Regions from separate parts of the Homo sapiens genome. Here region 2 is linked to region 1. The links are chromatin loops, found by intact Hi-C in ENCODE. Cell type or tissue: Calu3. All regions are shown on one strand. Links, peaks and the distances in the headings refer to the core of each region. The heading gives the core; the rest is flanking DNA.

What was found. Peaks named below come from ENCODE experiments on the same cell type or tissue, not always from the same donor. Only the 100,000 strongest peaks of a DNase experiment are listed, where the experiment ranks them.
Region 2: it touches region 1 in a loop (2.0-fold over the local background); 3 of 110 quality-filtered maps call a loop at or near these places.

What each region holds. Positions count from the first base shown.
Region 1 is chr3:158,527,684-158,537,602 of GRCh38, reverse strand. It overlaps RSRC1 (arginine and serine rich coiled-coil 1), which reads right to left. Exons shown (of 10, transcript NM_001271838.2): 8 at 405-511. UC.134 (long non-coding RNA uc.134) reads right to left here. Exons shown (of 1, transcript NR_148407.1): 1 at 9,029-9,919. Among named protein-coding and RNA genes, the nearest start is that of UC.134, 5.9 kb to the right of the region's middle. In Calu3, for the core only: a CTCF peak has its summit at 5,273 (motif pointing right); DNase peaks (open chromatin) are centred at 5,292 and 6,062.
Region 2 is chr3:158,453,587-158,463,505 of GRCh38, reverse strand. RSRC1 (arginine and serine rich coiled-coil 1) reads right to left here. Exons shown (of 10, transcript NM_001271838.2): 7 at 2,503-2,571. Among named protein-coding and RNA genes, the nearest start is that of UC.134, 68 kb to the left of the region's middle. In Calu3, for the core only: no CTCF peak of the experiment used is centred there; a DNase peak (open chromatin) is centred at 4,795.

The DNA of each region.
Region 1 (9,919 bases), core at 1,233-9,232:
GACAATATGGGTATTAGTTTTTATTATTAAAGCCCTTTTCTAACTTTTCTCTAGCAATGTCAATTCAAAAAGTAGATGTACACATTTGAAAAGAAAACCATGTATGTTAAGAAATGTGCATTACTGTTATAGAACTATCTTGTTGACATATTACTTAGTATTCTTGGTGAATTTAAAAATAAAAATGACATCTGACACATTTTATAGCATTTTTTATACAAATTAAACTTGTATTAAAGTGACTGAGTCTCCCTGATTTGTTTTCTCTCTCTCAGCAACATGGCTGACACTCTCTTGCTTCACTTCATCTATTAGAAGAAACACATTTAAGTAAAATCCATTAATAAAGCATCTCTTCAGGTAGAATCCAAAGGTTTACTCATAATGGGTGGATAAAAACTTACCTTTTTGACTTCTTTACTTGATCTGAATGTCTGCTGAACAAAAGAATCACTTTCAATAGCTTCAATTTCTTTTACTCTTTTTACTTGTTCTACCAGGGTGGCTTGGTCTGAAAAAGAGGGTATAATGTCAGCGTATTTTGGTGTAAGCATGTTAATAACACTACACCTAAGCAATGTTCTTTCTATGAAGAAATTTAATTGGATAAAAAGACATTATAAATTAAGCTATAACAAGAAACTCTTTTGTTCTGAGATCCACAAATATAACATTCCTATGAACTAAGACTTATACTCAAAACCTAAAACACTGCTAAGAAGGCACTGCCTTAATGATCTCAGCTAATCTGGTGGGAGGACTTTTTCTTAAACTTTAGCATTTTATCATGGAAATACATATAAAAGGAATAAGGGCACAGTGAATCCACCTGTACTCAATGCTCAGCTTCTATAACCATTAACTTTCTGTTATTCTTATTTAATCTATCTATCTAAATCCACCTCAATTTTTTTGGGTGGATCTGATATATTTAAAAATAAATCCCAGGCATCACACCATTTTATCCCTAAATATTTTAGTAGGCATCTCCAACAGATAAGAACTTAAATAAGACAAACAGTAACTTGACAATATCATTTTCACAACTAAAAATATTATCAATAATTCCTTAATTTGATTACATATATAAATATTCCATATTTAATTTTCACTAATTGTAAAAAAGTCTTTTTATAGTTGGTTTGAAATAGGAACCAAACAAGGTCCACACATTGCACTGGGTTGGTAAGTACCTTAAGTCTCTTTCTATCACTTACAGTCCACTGCCTTTCCCTTTCATTGCCATTTATTTACTGAAGAATCTGAATCATGTATCTTATAAAGTTTCTAGATTCTGGATCTGGCTGATTTTATTCTAATGATATTCTTTAACATGTTCCTCTATTTCCCATGTTTTGTGTAAACCACTAGTGAAACCTATAGGTTTAATTACATTAAGGTTCAATTTCTTTTGGTGAAGAGTATGTCATAGGTGACGCTGTGTCATTCCTACTACATCATATCAGGATGCACGTTTCCTACTTTTAGTGGTTAAGATTGATCATTGGGGACAAGGTGAGTCAGTCTGACCCCTTAGAAAGTTCTCCATTAATCTCTCACTTAGCAAATTAGCAACATTGTTTGTTGCTTTGAGCCATTATTTCATCAGAGGTTGTAAAATGGTGATACTCTATCATTCTTCCCACATTTATCAGCTGTGATTTTTCTATAATGAACATTTCCTCATTAACTATTCAGTGACTGTGAAATACAGCCTATATAGAAAAGTCCCAATAAATGTTTGATTCTTTCTCTTTATTTATCAATTTTGGTCCAAAGGTGACCAAAGATGATCATTATGAGTTCATGAATATTTGTTTATTTAATGTACTTTAGTCCATGGTAGTCATTTTCTTATTTTGATGCTTCAATTGCTTCATTTTTGGGTAGTAGGATCCTCTTGAAGTTGATTCCTATATCCTTTCAATATAATCCCCAGTAGTTATGGCTTAATAATAGTTGTAGGATCATCTTGAACAGTTTCTGTCCCAGACCTGAAATTAGCCATTTCTCCAAAGAATCCAGGCTCTTTATAATGGAGAATAATATTTATAGACAACAATCTGGGTACTAGGGGTATTGTTACTGAATTGTCAATGCTTCTGAACCTCTTCAGTACGTGAGATATGAAGTACATACTTTTAGAAGGAAACAGTTAATATGAGTTCATGCTGATACTACCAATCAAATTAAAGATTTTAGGATTTTGAAAGTCTTTTATTTTATATTTGTACATCTTTTTTCTTACTCTAAAAATCTTAGGCTCTAATGATATGACCAAGTGTATTTGTTTTTCTTAATATGTATATGTATTACTTTCAAAATAACAGGACAAACATTACTATTAATAACAAGATGTATTAACACAGTTTAAAATTTTGTTATGGTCTTTGACCTTAAGATTTATTCTACTGCTGAAATGCTAAAATACTACGCTCTAAAGTCATGAAATAATTCTCTGCATAATTATGCTATCAATTTGATATACAATTAGGTTTATTTGTTTCAGTTAATTGAAAAAATATTTTAGGTCTTACTTTGTGATTAATATTCATTTTTTAGTTGCAAAAAATATTTACATGATTCTAAGGTCAAAATTTAAAACATCATTCACAAGTCTAGAATGTCCCTAGTTCTTACTCCAATCTAGAGGTAACCATTTTTACTAAGTTTGTGTTTACCCCTCCATTGTTTATTTTTGAGAATATAAGTATATTCTTTTCTTGCTTACATAAAATTAGCATACTACATACTACTATGTATCTTACCTTTTTCACTTAATATTTCTTCACTCTCACTCCATAGCAGCTAAGAGAGTTCTGCATTCTATTTTATAATTGCATAGCATTCTATTTTATAGTTTGATGATAGGTTTTTCCACGAATGGCCTATGGATGGTTAGTTGTTTCTAGTCTTCTGCTTTCACAGTTACAGCTTTAATAAATAGCCACGTGCATGTGTAATTTCGTATTTTTGTATTTTCATATTTTTATATTTCAGTTTTTTCACATGCTAGCTGGGCAGAAAAAATGTAACATAATGACTTACACCCTTGCTGTTTAAATTCATTTTAAGCTGATATGAAGACATAGTTGAATTAGGATTGATTGTATACTCAGCTAAGGCACTTAAAAATTTTGGGATTTAGGGTTCATGGATAATAGTCACATTTACTTAACAATAGTAATAAGTGGTTTGACACGAAGGTGGAGTTTTTTGCAGCAAACTAATTTTTATAGCAGCTTTATCCTTGAAAGGTTTAATGTTGTTACAGAGATAAATATAAAGAGTATTAAAGGAAATTTGGTTTCATACATTCAACAAAAATGTTATCTGAAAAAATCTTTGTCTCAATTTTTGACCAATCACAATTTATAATGATTATAGTCTTGTGCAAGTTCTAGTCTATTTGTGGGAAAGATGGCTCTTATGAAGATGTGTCCCTGACAGCTGAAACCAGTCTTTTCTCTTGTGAGAAATAATCAGATGAGAATGAAATGCTTGCAAGTAGCAGCCACCACAGCCAATACTCCCACCTTTGGAAGAATATATCTTCCCACATAATAAAACCAAGCACTGTCAGAGTGCCATGTAAGAGTAAATAGTCCCACATGCTTTATACAATGAAAGCTCCTCTAGATTTTAATTATGCAATGTACTAATTGAGCATGTGAAATGAGAGAAGATTCTTTGCCCAGCTAATTTATTAATATTAACACATCCCATACAAGTAGATAAATTTTTTATTAATTACATATATAATAATGTTAATATGGCAAAGGAAAGTCATAATGGGTACTAGTCTGTGTAATCCAACTTCAATGTCAATATGAAAACTACATTTGTCTGTATAGGTCTTAGTTAATTTCACTAGAATTATTTCACAGTCACTAATTCCCAACCAAAAGACATTATTTCTGACTTCAGGATGATGTCTCATATGAATGAAATGTTGGACCACTTGAATTTTTTCTCTAAACATATTCTCTATTTGGAGTTGTAAAGGAAATCATTAGTATTAAATGTCAGAGGTGACCTCACAAACAGTACTTGATGTCTAAAGCTTGCAGTGTTTGTAGCTTTAAATTTGGACATACAACCAGCTCCTAATACAAATAAAAGTGTTATCATAGAGGCTTGCCAAAACCAATGCTTAACAAAATAGCATTGGAAAAATTATAAAGGAAAGAAGGAGAAAGATTACAGAAAAACATCATTATCTTTGTGTTTCTTTAAAGATCACTTCAGAACTAACAAAGTGACAGAGCAGATAGGAGAAAGCCAGTTTGCCTTACTCACAATATGAAAATACACCAACATAGCTTTTTTGTTTCAATGTGGGAATCATTTTACTGGTTGTAAACGCATGTTAAATTAAAATTTGAAAGATTCACAGGAGATTTACATTTTCAGCTTTACAGTACCTCAGCTCTATTGTATGAAAATAGACATAAAAATGTTTTAAATTGCTTCTTACTCAAAATTCTCATGTCAGTGACCACAAATGTATGTCTTGAGTATAACCCTGTCACTTTGGGAAGCAGAATAAAACATATCAATAATATATATTACGTTGTTTTAAATTCAGTTTCTTAAGTTTTTCATGTCAATTTGTCATTTAACAATTTTGTGCCAATTTTAAGATTGGGAAAATGTGATTTAAAATGAGTTATGGTTTATATGTGCTGCATAAATGCCCAACACACACAGTATCTTGTATTCATTAGCCATGAAGTAAAATTAAAGACAAGTAACAAAGTTACTGGGAGAATTAATATGGGATGTTTTAAAACATTTACATGGTAAACATGAAGGAAACACACCATTAGTACTTGATGATTTTTTAATAAACATATTATTTGTAAATAAAATGTTTTCTGCTAGATGTTAATGGAAGGGATATATACTTCATAGTAAAATAAAAAATAATAGACTCAGAAAGCCAAGTCATTACAGACCACAATAATCAATACTTAACTCAAAGTATAGAAAATCACTTTCCTTTTGTGATGAAAAATTTTTAAAAAATTGTATTAGTTACTGTTGATGTTTATAGTATAAAAATTAGGCTCTCCTGCTTCTTCAAGTTATATTTGACAATTTCACATTTTATAACACAGAGTTTTCTTTTAAAATACCAAATGTTATACAAATTTTAAAACTAGTAAATAAAGATGACAAGGTCCATATCAATCTTTCATTTGAAAAGAAAATTTTAGTCTTTTCATACTGCATTTGTAGATTACAAACATAAACCAATCTCCTCTAATAACAATGCCAGGCTGAGAACTGAAGATGGCACTATTGCCCCAGATGTGATCATGACAAGTAACAACCAGCAACTTCAACTGACTCCTTTTAAATACTAATATTTTATGAATTTTCCCAAAGATGCATTTTATGTTACAAAAAATTTGGGTCAGTTGGCCCCACAGTTACTGAGTTACTTATGTTACTATTCCAGGAAAAAAATATATACTAATAATATTGCTACAAATACATAAATAATACAAAAGATTATCTTATTTTCATATTAAATTAGCTCAAATTATAGTCAACAATAAAAACATTAAAAAAATTCCTTCTTATGTTACAAGACAGATAATAAAAAACTTTGAAATGTAAAGTATTTTTAAGTGCTTTACAAGAACAACAAAAAAGCAAACAACAATATGTTTGTATGGTAAAGCTGGCTATTCAATAAAATTTGTGGACAAAACATCTCATAAAGCTTAATTGGAATTCTAAAGTTTTAAATTTCTCATGAACACAGGTTTCAAATAAGTGAGCACATCCAATTGTTTTCCCTTTCAAAACAGTACATTTTAAATGTTTCTTTTAAAACACATACAAGGCAAGCATTATAAATCTATCCAACTCCAACATTTTGAGGTTGTTCGAGACCAATATCACCGAGAACAAATTTCCAGAACTGATATACACAAATAATTTAAAAGATGAGAAAACTCCTTAAGTGGAATAGGGCTTTTCTATTAGTCTTCTGGGAAGCTTATGCTACAGGACCATGTTACATATGCGGACGAGGCTCCTGAAGTGTCTGAAAGGAACTCCACTTTGGACGGGATCCAAGACAAACTCACCTTAAACTGCTTACTATATCAGATTAAGTAATAGGAATAATGTTAATGTGACTGTATCAATGAAGAAGAATTTGTTAAATATTTCAATAAGTGAAAGTGAACTGGGCATCAGGCTAAGCTTTATTAAAAACAAAATCCACACTAAATGTCTCATTCAACTCTTCTCACCTGGAATGCTCTCACCTTCTCTTAATCCTCCCTGTCATTTAAGGCCATGCCTGATGTCCACTTTGTGATGATGCCACACCTTGCCACCTGTGAGTAAAAGGGCCTCTTGCATAATTCATTTGGCTTTTAGCATATGCTGCCTTGCAAATCTCTTCTTGAGTGAAAGCTTCTTCTCCCCAGCTAGAGGGGACATACCTCTTTGTGTCACCTCCAGAACTTAGTGGAGTGTGCTTTATTATCTAGTAAGCAGTCAATAAACATTTGTTGAATAACTGAAATTTAAAGGGCAGTAAAGTTACCATTAAAAAATAAAACTTCATGGAAGAAAATGTCAAATTATAAAAAGTTTTTGTAACTTAAAAAATTAAATGTCTTTCAGTGGTGAGTTTTTTTTTTTTTTTTAAGTTTCTTTTTTTTTTTATTTATTATTTTTTTTTTTATTATACTCTAAGTTTTAGGGTACATGTGCACATTGTGCAGGTTAGTTACATATGTATACACGTGCCATGCTGGTGCGCTGCACCCTCAGTGGTGAGTTTTAAGGGCTCTGGGTTTGGGCTATCTGGGTTAAACCCTGTCTCTGCTATGTACCAGCTGTGTGGCTTTGGGCAAGTGGTTCAAGAGTGTTGGTCTCCATTTTCTCATCTATGGCATGGAGATAGTAATAGCCTAAACATCATAGGGTGGTTGAGAGATTTCCCCCCCACATCTTCCCTCCCTCCCTCCATCCCTCTCTTTTCAAATAAGTGAGCACATTCAATGTACCAGGCATTGTTCCACATAGTAGGACTTGGAAATGAATGAGAGTTTCTTCCTTCATGAGCTTATGTTTTAATGAGGGAGACAAATAATAAACAAGTAAATAATATAATATCAAGGAAAATAGAGCAGGCTAGAGGGCTAGAAAGGAGGAAAGGAAACTATTTCAGATGGGGTAACCAGAGAAGAACTCTCTGACATGGTGGTATTTCAGAAGGCAAAAATGATGTGAAAAAGCAAGCCACAAAAATCTGGGAGATGATAACCTGTGCTCCACACAGCGATAGGGAAGCATTAAAAGCACTTAAGAAATGGTAGCAGATACAGGAAGCACAGCATAAACAAAAGTGCTAATTTAGTAACAGTACTAAAGACACGGAAGTTGGCTAAACAATTCTTATATAAATCTGTATATTTCTGACAGTATGGTTTATAATAAGCTGGCAATATTCTTGAGTTCAGGCAAGTAGAAAATGGCTTTAGCTCATACATCTTCTGGTAAACCTGTGGTGTGCCAGGATGTGGAAATGATAGGAGGAGGAGAGAAGGAGTGGAAGCAGTGGAGGACAGGCCTGTGCACATCTATGAGAAGGCACAAAAGGCCCAGCTGAATTTTACCACCCACCAAGGCACTGGAGTCTACCATGATTCACTGAATGCTCTGGGTTGAATAGGAAAGTGGTATTTTGCTGACATATGGTTACCCAGGCTTCAGTGACTAAAGAGATGGGAGATCTTGTCACTTCCTAATGGATGTCTTATAACACAAACTACCCAAAATGACAGTTAGGCGGTAGAAACCATGTTTTAAAGCAAACATATTTTGTTCTGGTGTATATATGTCCACGGAAATTTTTGTTTTCATCATCGATATATGTAATACCTTTCCAGTGGGGAAAGTCATAGAAATGAATTTTTCATTTAAGTCATTGTTTAGAAGGCCAGATGAGCTGTTCTGGTAGCAGAAGTAAGTAATAGTAACAGCAATAGAAATTTAAGGCACTCTGCGCTGAGCACTTCACATGGATTACCTCATTTAAATATCATGACCATGAGGAATAATACTGTTACCCTCATTGTAAAGATGAGAAACTGAGGCTAATAAATAACTTGGTGACAGCCACATGGCTAGTTGGTGGTACAACTGGGATTCAACCCCTGAATTGTGACTAGTCATCTTCCAGTCAAATGAATTCTTTACCCACTCCTGCCAAGCAACAATTTATTTTTTCCCCACTCCATCCATTTATAATAAGTAATAAATATTCTTGATATTGTCCTTATTCTGCATTTTAATGCTTACTCATTCAGTAAAATACAGTGTAGCTTTATTTGTAGGATATATATATATATATATATACACACACACATACATATATACATAAAATATATATATTTTATATAATATCTTACTCTTCTGGCATTATCTTGAACTAGATTACAGATGTGCATTTTCAGAATCTTTCACATTTGAAATTTTTAAAGGGATATATATATATATCACATCTAGAAAACCTTTGTAAATGAATTTAAAAAGTTTCTAAAAACCTAGCATTTTTTTCCCTTAAGCCTGCAAACAACCTAAGTAGGAAATTGTCACTTTAAGCTGCTCTTTATTTACTGTTCAGCAATTGTTACAAAAAACAAGAATGGTTTCCATGAATTTGGTTAAACCAACAACCACTACATAGTCCCAAAATATAGACTACTGCCTTATGCTTATTGCAAATGTAATCAACATTGATAGTCAAATCCACTTTAATAGAGTGGTAAGAATTCATAATCCCAACAAAACTAAAGCTACTGGAAGTTTTCTTATTTTAATAGGGTAGGAAAAAGGAATATAATTTGATGTATACCAGATTAATAGGTCAGAATACAGATTCTGCAGTTGCTGTTTGCTGTCCATTTTAATTCTAGAATCCTTATCGACTCTAATTAAAATTCTGTAGATGGAAGAGTTGTATGTTTCTAAGGAACTTGCAGTGAATGCTGTCTGCCAGCCATCTCTAAACACCCCATAACCACACACAACTCGCCTGTCAGGAGAGCTAATGCAGACATCGCAGGGCACACCACATTTGTCACTGTGGCTAATATCAGAGATACGCAGCTCTTTTTTCTTAGCACACAAAAGCAAGATATGTAATTCAATGCTCAATTTACCCTTGTCTCGCAGGAGATTTTTCCCCGCTAATTGATAGAAATTAAGCCATTAATCAAGCCACTAGCCATCATTCAAACCAGGAAAGATGAATACAAACTTTCATCATAACCACCTTCCCCATTTTAGTGTTCATTAGCATTAATTTTTAATGCAATTATGCTATTCTTTTACGCTGAGCTCATAAATTACTGCTCTTTTGTTGCTGGCTGGCCTTGTAAAATCCAAACTAATGCTTTGTGCTCTGATCTTAAAGGCAATTACTAGGTTCTTCTATCTTTTATATCTTTGCATCCCCAATAACCTTTATATATAATGAACATCCATGACTGACTATGCCTGTTTTTTTAATGCCTCTATGTAAATCTCTATGAATATATAAATGTAGTCAAATGTGTCTAAAATAAACATATATATACACATACCACATACATTACAAAATACACACATTAATATAAAAAATCTCACAAATTCATATTGAAGTTCAGGTTCAAATATAAAGATATTGTTATGATTTCTCATGATAAAAATGTAATGCATTATTGTATAGAAGTTATACTTTTTATAATGAATTAGGGAAAAGAGGAATATTAATTGTGGCTAATTATTATACATATTTGCAAGGGTGGAACAGCTACTAAAAACAGAAATAATAACTTTGAATTTCAAAACCCCTTAGTTCTTTACCCAGGTTTACTGTCTCATGTTTAAATCCTTATTTTTAAAA
Region 2 (9,919 bases), core at 970-8,969, 74 kb after region 1:
GTGAATTACTAGTGGCTTACAGACTGAAAATAAAGGATTTTTATTCTTTCAGATACAGAACTATATACACACATGCATACTGATCTAAGGTTTCAATTTGCAGTTAGACTAATTATATGAAATAAAATAAATGTAGCTTATACATTAATCACTCTCAGGGAACTGTTAATTTGATAGCATTCAAGTATCTAGACAACTCAAGAGAAAAAAAATTTGGAAGCAAACAACAACAAAGAATCTAGCAAATAGTTTAGCAAATTTTGACAGTATTTTGACATTCTTTGGTTTAATTTTGCATGCTCTAAATTATTACAGCAATAGCTTAATAGTTACGGCCTGTCTTAGAAAAGCCCTTAACAAAGTTGGGTTATACTTTCAATGAGATTATTTGGAATCCCGTTGCAAGCTCAAAATAAGCTACTTAGCATGAATTTAAAAGAATAAAGGGAAATTGGTCATTGATTTATTCATTCATCATGCAACAATTCAAGAAACTGAGTTTCTACTATGTGTTAGGCATTGTGGATATTAAGTCCTCTGTAATCCTGTAGTTTATACTCTAGTTAGAATGCTAGATTTTTAAAGATGCTAATTAAAACAGCTATGATTGGAGGAATATGCTTTTTCAACAATTCTCAGGAACTGAAAGAAAAAAGGTACTGTATATTGCAGACTACGTATAAGGTCAGTGTGATTTAGTGAAAAGTCTAAATTAAAAATTACAAAGAATTATAATGTTCAAGTATCTATAGTTACTTAAGAAATTCTTAAGCAAATGTCTTAAAAGATGCTTAGAGCTAATTTAATGAAAACAAGAGAGCTGTAGAAATATCAACTGTCAACATGTAAATGAGGAGTTCTGAAGTATTAAAAAAGTTTCTTTTGCTAAGATAAGCATTCATATTATTTTTTTCATAAAAACAAATCACCTTGAAATTTCAATATCTGTGATTACTCTCACTGCCATTCATTTTCAACTGATTAAGATTCCAATTAAGATCTGAATTAATAGGATTAGGCTAATAACCACTACAACATATTTTCACTGTATTGCTTGGTCATAAGTACTATACACGTGATTTACGGTACCACAGAGTTTTATAAGGGCCATTATGTTATTAATTAGTTACATTGATCAGAATGCCACACAACATAGCAGTACTTAAAAATTATAATTTGCTTAGACACATTTGCATTTAGTCTTATGTCTGTTTGTACTATGGGCACATTATAAGGATAACTGAAATCAGATAGCTTGCTTTCATTAACAATGCCAAGAGATCCAAAAGAAGGTAATTCTACTGAGGAATCTTGCTACTGAAATTCATTTTTTTCTCAGTATACCATAAAATTAGTTGATCCCGGAAAAGAGCATAAAGCCAGGATATTTGGGGGTCAAGTAAGGTAAGAACACTATACTATATGTGTACAAATTCATCCACATTTAGTTTGAATCTACTTATTTGTAGGGATCTGCCACTTAAATCTACAGTTTTTTTTTTTTTTTTCGCTTGGTTTTGAGGATGGCTCTGATGGGTTTTAAGCATTCTAAACCATTATACTTTGGGTTTTACTGAATCTCAGCTTCCATGTAGTTGCTGGGAAGTTCAGATTATCTTCTGGTTGTTACAATAAAACACAGGTACCTACTAAGGCAAAAATTTCAACTTTCAGATTTTGACTACAGCACTCAAAAGTCCAAATTCTGGCACATATTATCAGACTTCAACTTCTCAAAAGCTCACAAGAGGAAATAGCTACCCTGTGAAATTAGCCAATAAAGTGACATGATTGCCATTCTAAGCAGATCATCAACTTAACTCACTGAGAAAGATTTGCCTGAATCTTGCTTTAAGCACTGTAATTTAGAACAGTATATGTATATAATCCCCCGTGAAGAAAAAAAGGCAAAATTTTCACTCACATAAATCACAGATAGCAAATTAAGGGGAAAATAAAAATTTGTTAGAGGAGATAAAAATGTGTTAGATTTGTTTAGATAATATTTTGGGGGAATGGCCTAAATGTTGTTTTTTAAAAAGAATATCTTTAAAAATGAAGACATGGATTTCATATGACTATTTATGACATTTTGAATTTCAATGTTCTCTCAACTTTAAAAAAGTTTTATTGGCAAGAGGACTTTTCTTCATCACTACTGAAATATTTCAAAATCTATGGATAAGGTTCAATCTATTTCTGTGACTGATTTTGATAATTTTTTAACTATAAAAGTCAGAAGGAACAAACCAACATCAGCACTACTATATAATCTTATCTCCTCCCAATTTCCCAGAATATATAATAGCATGCTTATAAACTAATCTTATGAGAGCAAACATTAGTGTCCAAGACAATGAATATAGTGTGCTATTGTGTCATAGTTTTGGTTCATGAAACAGCATGAAGTAACCCTTAAGGCATTAGATTATATTCTACGGTCTATTCAGGAAATACAGCCAAATAGTGATTTCTCAGAGAAAAATGAACACATGCCTTTACCTTCCTCCTTTCTTCTCTTTGCTTCTTCCTCATTTCTTTCTTTGGCTTTCAATGCTTCATCAGCTTTTGCTGAAACAAAAACAATACAATTTTTGTACTTATTTTATGCCTATATTCAAAGTGAAAATATTGGTTAAAGGGACTAGAAATTCATTACTTATTTTCCACGAAGTAATCACAAGAAAGAAACAAGGCAGTTGAACATCTGAAATACATATTTTATATTCTTTATTCAGAATAAATATTCAGAATATTTATTTATAATTTTTGAAGCTTCATTCAAGACAATCTCTGTACTAAAGGGAAAATGAATTTAAGCAAGACACATTTAAATGATGACATATGAATTGGGAAAAGTTGTTTGTCATTAAAAGTCATCTGATGTATCAGTGTAATGCATTTGTTTTAAATTTTGGAGGAAAGTTCTTAAGGTACAGTTCGCACTTTAAATGTAAGAAGCTTGCAATACCTATGGAACAGTATCAAATTAGGTAGCATACTTTTTTGTTCATTGCACATCATAGTAGTGGTTCTTTATTCATGTTATGACAGCATTTGGTTAAAAGAATCTCTTTCCCTCTAGAAACCTCTTCCCTTATTACTTAATTATCTACTAGTTGCTCAACTGCAGGGGTTTTCAAACACTTTACTACAGATGTTGAGGAAGATTAAAAATATACAGCACAGTAACAAGGGACTATCAATATACTCTGTAAATTAATTAAATTTCTGTTCTAGCACATCATTTATTCCAAAGCATTAATGTCTCAAAGGAGCGATTCTCCTTTATTGCCGTCTCACTGCCTGATGAGTGAACTAAGTGAAAATAAGTCTCTAATAGCATTATAGTTGATGAAATATTAAGTTAAAAAAGTATTGCCTTGTCAAAAGAAAAAGAATCAAACTGTGCCAGCATTAAACTTTGGATGAGCCTTTATTATAATAATAATAGCAATGTAAACTGTGATTTAAAAAATAAACCTTCTTACTCTTCAATTTTTTGCTGCATATATTTTTCCTATGCAAAATCAACACATCCTTTAGAAGTATAATGACTGGCTTAAAGGGGAAATTTATATAAAATATATGTCACACACAAAACTATTTTTCTTCAAAGTTTGATTTTTCTTTACCATTAATATTGACACTTTCTTAAAGTATAAAACTTATATAATGGTGTTATGAAGTACTATATCCAATTACACAGACATCTGTTTCCATTTACAAGCTTTTATATATACTTAGACTGCATTTAAAGTCATGAAATATTAAAACTTTTATGCCACTCCATATCATTGCAAGAATCTATTAAATTAGATAATAAAAACAAACCACCAGTAACTCTAAAGACTTTTACTTCATTTACACTTTATTCTCCCTGGTAGAAGGACAAGGATAATAGAAATTCCATTTAAATTCAATTTTGGTTATATGTGTAATTGTAGATATACCCCTTGAGTCATGTAAAATGCTCAGCTTATGTTTCTTTCAAATTATCCCGCTCAGATTCACATTCTACTCCTTACAACCATCTTCAATATGTATTAGCAGGGCTCATTAGACTGAAATTTAATAATGCAAACATCAGGTGGATTTCAAGAACCTCCATTAACAACGTAAGATGGATTGCTTATATATAGCTCTTGGGCCAACTGGGCACAATTTAAATTCAATAAACTAGCCTGCCTAAATCTGATTTATCTATTTCACTATGCTAGTTTATCCTTTCTTACTGATTTGTTGCTATACATGGACAATTCATAGGAATATTATTTTATATGTTTTTTTTAAACTGCAAATGGCTCTGGTGCTGTGGTTAAATATTTTATGTAATTGAGCTTCAAACTGTCAATCAAGAGCTCCAAATATATGTCTGTGTGTACATGTGCATAAATAGAAAATCTTTTGAATTATGTTGAAATAGTATAGATAATAATTAATCTTAAAAGCACACACTTGAAAATTTTACCAACAATCAGTATGTCCTCCATAAAGAATCTGAGTTCACTTGAAGGGAACAATTACTTAAATTGAGTCCTTAGGATAAACTCCTCATTGACTATTAAGGAAATCTGGAAAAAATGTTCTTTTTGTCTTTCTGACTGCTTTATAATATTATGATTTAAGTGTGAATAAAGGAAGAACTCATGGCATTCATATGTGATTTAATTTATTCTGCAAATTTTTGTATTCTCAAAAAGGTGGCAATCCCATTTTACAAACAGGGATACTGAATCTTACTAGATGTGCCATGAAATTTGACACCAAAGAGCATAACGAACAAGTGGTCAGACCTGCTCTAATGATTCATGATCCTGTTCGGATACCAGATCTACTATTAAGCACTTCATTTACCAAAGTAATTACATCTTTTACTAATCTTGTACACAAGTTCCAGTCCCTTGGTTCTTCCACTCTCCCCGGCTAACTGTCCCCTCTAGGCTTCGCTTCCTTCACTACCCACCCTGGACGCCAAGAAAGTCATTTCTATTCCATGCTTATAGACATCCTACTTCCTCTGTTGTTTTGCTAAGCTGTTGCTATTAAGTTAGTGCAAAAGTAATTGCGGTTTTTGCCATTTTTAGTAATTGCAGTTTTTGCTATTTTAATGGTTTTTGCCATTAAAATAGCAAAAACTGTAATTAATTTTGTAACAACCTATAACACATTTGACCATTTTTTTCTATTTTTGCTGCAGAGGCTCCCTATGAAACAGTGTATACATGCTATTTATTGACTCTACCAAAAACCAATATTTTAGAAATTAACATGGATGTTTTTATATTGCTCCTCCTTAGTCAGCATCCATAGTTAGTGTCCATTTTCATTTCCTACAACTTACTATGCTGTCTTTACTACAAATGGCAATAACCCCATACCAACTCCCCACACTCCCTTATATTTTCTCAGACTCACTGCCATGTGACTCCAAACTTTTACGTTCATCAATCCTTCTTTGGCTTGTTTTGGAAAGTAAACCCACCCATTTGCACTTTAGAACATATTCCTTTTCATACCCTTCAGGATTCTGTTTGCTTAAGGTTCAAACTCTCTTCCCTACCCTCAGACTATAAATATATTAAAGTCTCACAAATCCTGTAAAACATTTACTCTTCTTTTAACCAAGCTACTGCCTTTTCTTGTTCCCACCAGCTTTTGCCCCCATAGCATTTTCAGTGGTCCTCCCAAAGTCTGTAAGAGCCAAATTTAGGTTACTCAGTTTTATCCCATATATATATTAAAAAACAAACAAAAAAAAAAAACAAAAAAAAACACAAAACACAAAAAACGAAAAACAAAAAAACAGTGAACCAACCACATCTTTCTGGAAATGCTCTCCTAATTCTGATAATTATTTGTCAGCCTTTTTGGGCTGCTGTTTCTTTTGCTCACCTGTGCCTTCTTGGCGTTCTATTCTTGGGCTGTATATAGGTCTAAATTGTAACACATATGTCTATCATAGCCATACCTATCTATGGTCCCTCTCCTGATCACCAGAACTGTTTTTTTCCAATTACTTCCTGGACACTGCCAAACAGATATTTCAAAATCACATCCACAGTTGAACTCACAATCTATCTCTCAAACCTGATGCTCTTCCCTTAGTATGTCCTATTTTCACCAGCCAACTAATCTCTCAGATTGAAAACCTCTGCAACATTTTCCTTCAACTCTTATCCTTATGCAGTACCAGCTGATTGTACCGGAACCAGCAGTTCTTTTGGATCCAACTCCACAAATTATATCTAGAATCCATTCATTCCTTTCCATTTCATTGCCAATACTCACATTCGGGACCTCATTTCTTTTTACTTTGAACAAGAAAGGAGCTCCTATTTGATCTCTGTACTTCTAATACGAGTACTTCCAATGAACCCTCCATATTACCACCAGAATGAGGAACATGTTTAGTGTTGTGTATCCTTAGCAGTAAGCACAGTATTTAGGACACAGATATGTTCAATAATTGTTAAATAAATAAATGTACCTTTCTAAAATCCAAATATGATGTCACTGTCTGCTAAAAATACTTGAGGGTGCCTTGCTGCATACACACATGTACACACACACGCACACCCCTAAAATCCTTCACATACCATTTAAAACCCTTCATACAACTATTATGTATGAATTTAAAAAAATTTTAAAAAAGTGCTTCACAGCCTGATCTCAATGTAACCTTTCAATGTCATCACTTACTACTTCTCCTTTCTCACTCCAAGGATCTATATAATCTAGCCTTGCTGGGCCACAGTACCTTTTGTTTGAATTGCTATACCTTTGTTACTGCTGGGGTGCCCATTCTCACTTTCTTGCTGAAAAAATCCTACCAGAAAGTTTTACTTCAAATATCACTCTCTTCTGTGAAGCCTTCCCCAATCAACAACCTTTGTCCCCAAGTGGATAAAACTGTTGCTTCTTTTTTCCATAGGTACTTTAATACCCTCTTTATGGGATGTACAGCACTTTATTCTCTTCACTGAAGAACATATACTTGTCTCCTTGAGAGCTGGGCGCATAGTAGTTGTGACAGAAATTGTCAGTGTTTACTTCATGTATCTTTAGCCAGACTACATTTTCTAGTCTCCCAGGCACTTAAGTGTGGCTGTTTACCTGAGTTTGGGCTAATGGAATGTGAGCCTAAGTGATGTGTATACTGTTTCCACAGCTGGCCTATTAAAAAAAAAAAAAAACCCTCACGTAATCCTCACCCTCTTTCCCCATCTACTGGTTCAATCAAGGACTCAAAAAGGGCAAACCACAAGGTTAAAGGAATCTGGTCTCTAAATTCTGCAAGAAGTGCGTTCCTCATGACTTGCATTATACTGTGACATGAGCAAAAAACACATGTATATTATTTTAAGGCAATGAAGTTTTGGGGTTGTTTGTTATGTCCACTTTGCCTAATACAGCAGGTGTTCAAGGAATGTTTCCTAAACGAATGAACGAAAAGGATTTAGAAAATTAATACAAAAATTGTGTTGCTCCTTTTTTTTTTTTTTTTTTTTTTTTTTTTTTTTTTTGAGATGGAGTCTTGCTCTGTCCCCCAGGCTGGAGTGCAATGTCAAGATCTTGGCTCACTGCAACCTCTGCTTCCTGGGTTCAAGCGATTCTCCTGCCTCAGCCTCTCGAGTAGCTGGGATTACAGGCATGCACCACCATGCCCAGCTAATTTTTGTATTTTCAGTAGAGATGGGGTTTCCCCATGTTGGCCAGGCTGGTCGTGAACTCCTGACCTCAGGTGATCCGCTTGTCTCGGCCTCCCAAAGTGCTGGGATTACAGGCGTAAGCCACCGCACCAGGCCATGTTGCCCCTTCCAAAGTGAAGTCTCCTTTCAGAAAAGAATCCCTCCATGGCTGTTTCACTTGGATGATGGAGATCAGAAGAACAGCTGCAGAGGTGACAAGGGGCTAATCAGGGCATGATTCAGGATGTGTCACTGGTAGTATATCACCAGAATTTATTCACATCTTTACCAATTTTATTTTTAAAATTCCATAGGGGATTGGCTTTTTCAATTATTGTAGCTGTTTGCTAAAGTTAGATTTTAAATGATTTGGGGAAGTATTTTATATACCCTATGGCTGTGAATCATCAAATCAAGAATTGGAAAATACTGACAGGGTGTCCGACTCATGCCGTTTCAGAAAAGGCTGTATTAATATTTTCAGGGAAAAATCTCTTTACAGGGCTTTAACAACCCTCATCCCAAAGTTGTTTTCTATATGTAGCCCAGTCTTTGATACTGCATCACCATGAATATACTGCAAATGTTGAGAAATTCTTAAACAGAAAGCAGATGAGAACAAAAGCATAGAAAAATGATTAGAGGAAATCAAAGCCCAATCACGTTCAGATGACTATACAAACATGGAAAAAGTTCTAGGAATGTTCTAATTTTAGAGTCAATGGATACCAAGCACAGGAGATAGCCTTGGGGCAAATATCAAACTGAATTATTATTAAAGCAGCAAAACAATGGTACCTCCCTTGTATGTGATAAGTAGGGGTGCAGGCAGTGTTTGACAACAGGTAAATGTGGTGAGTATAAGAGGTGCTGGAGCCAGTGAGGCAAGGGCAGGTAATTACTGACCCCTAAAAGTCATGACAACCTACCAGTATGTCAGTACCAACAACACATTTTGCTACTGACACAATCAATGGAGACAGGGCACAATGAATTGAAATGACAGGATTACAGGGATTGTCAAATATAAAGATGAACAACCAACCTAGAATTACCAGGCAGTTGAGGTAAACCAATCTTACGAAAGAGATACAACAAACAAGAACAACACAAACAACAATAACACCATAAAACAATTAAGTAGAGGAATTGGTTAATAAGGTAAACAGAAGTTTTTGGAATCACTATCACTGTAAATAACATCCTTAATGCGATGTGGGAAGATACTGATTGCATCTTGGTAACTAAATTTTGACCATCAAAAGAGAACTCCATACATGAAATGAACAGAATGAATACAGTTGAAGACTAAATGAATGTGTTAGAAGATCTTACCAACGAATTTTCCCTGAATGTAAAGAGGCTTACAAAAAAAGTTAAGTGACAATATTATCATTATTGAAGTTAACATTTATTGAATGTTTACTATGTACCTTAGTGTTTGTACATGTGTATATATTTCACTGAATTCTCAAAATGATTCTATGACATAGTTACAATTATTACCCCCATTTTACAGATGAGGAAACTGAAAAACAGAGAAGTTAAAAAAAATTTTCAAGGTCATAGAGTTAGGACAGAAGAAAGATCTATATGTTCTAACATCTATCAAAGAGAAGTTCTTAATTAAAAGAAAGAATGGAGGGAAGATATAATCAAAGACATAATATAAATAGATTTCCTCAGAACTTTAGAAAGGCACAGTTTCTCAGGTTGCAAAGAGAACCTGAGAAAATGCAAAGTAGATACACATAAGCAAATTGTGGTGAAACTGTGAAATACCAAGAAATACCAAAAAGCATTCAAGAACACCTGGAGAAAAAAATAGGTTACTCACAAAGAAAGAAAAGAATAGTTTATATTTAATCAAACTCATCAAATTGCTCAAAAATAGACAAGCCTTTAGAAAGTCTAATCAAGGAAAAAAAGACTGTAATAAAATTCATAAGAAATTAGTAAAGTGACACAATTAGAGATGCAGAAGAAATTTTAAAAAGTAAATACACATACACACAAACATAAACATTTAAAAGCCACAGGGCCATACATTAGAAAATCTAGAGGAAATCAGTAATTTTCTGCGGGGAATTAAGAAGAAGAAGAGAACCCGAAAAGGTTAAAAAGATAAGCTTTTATTCAAAACGCTGGTGAGGTGTGGTGGCTCACACCTGTATTTCAGCACTTTGGGAGGATCAATTGAGGCCAGGAGTTTGAGACCAGCCTGGACA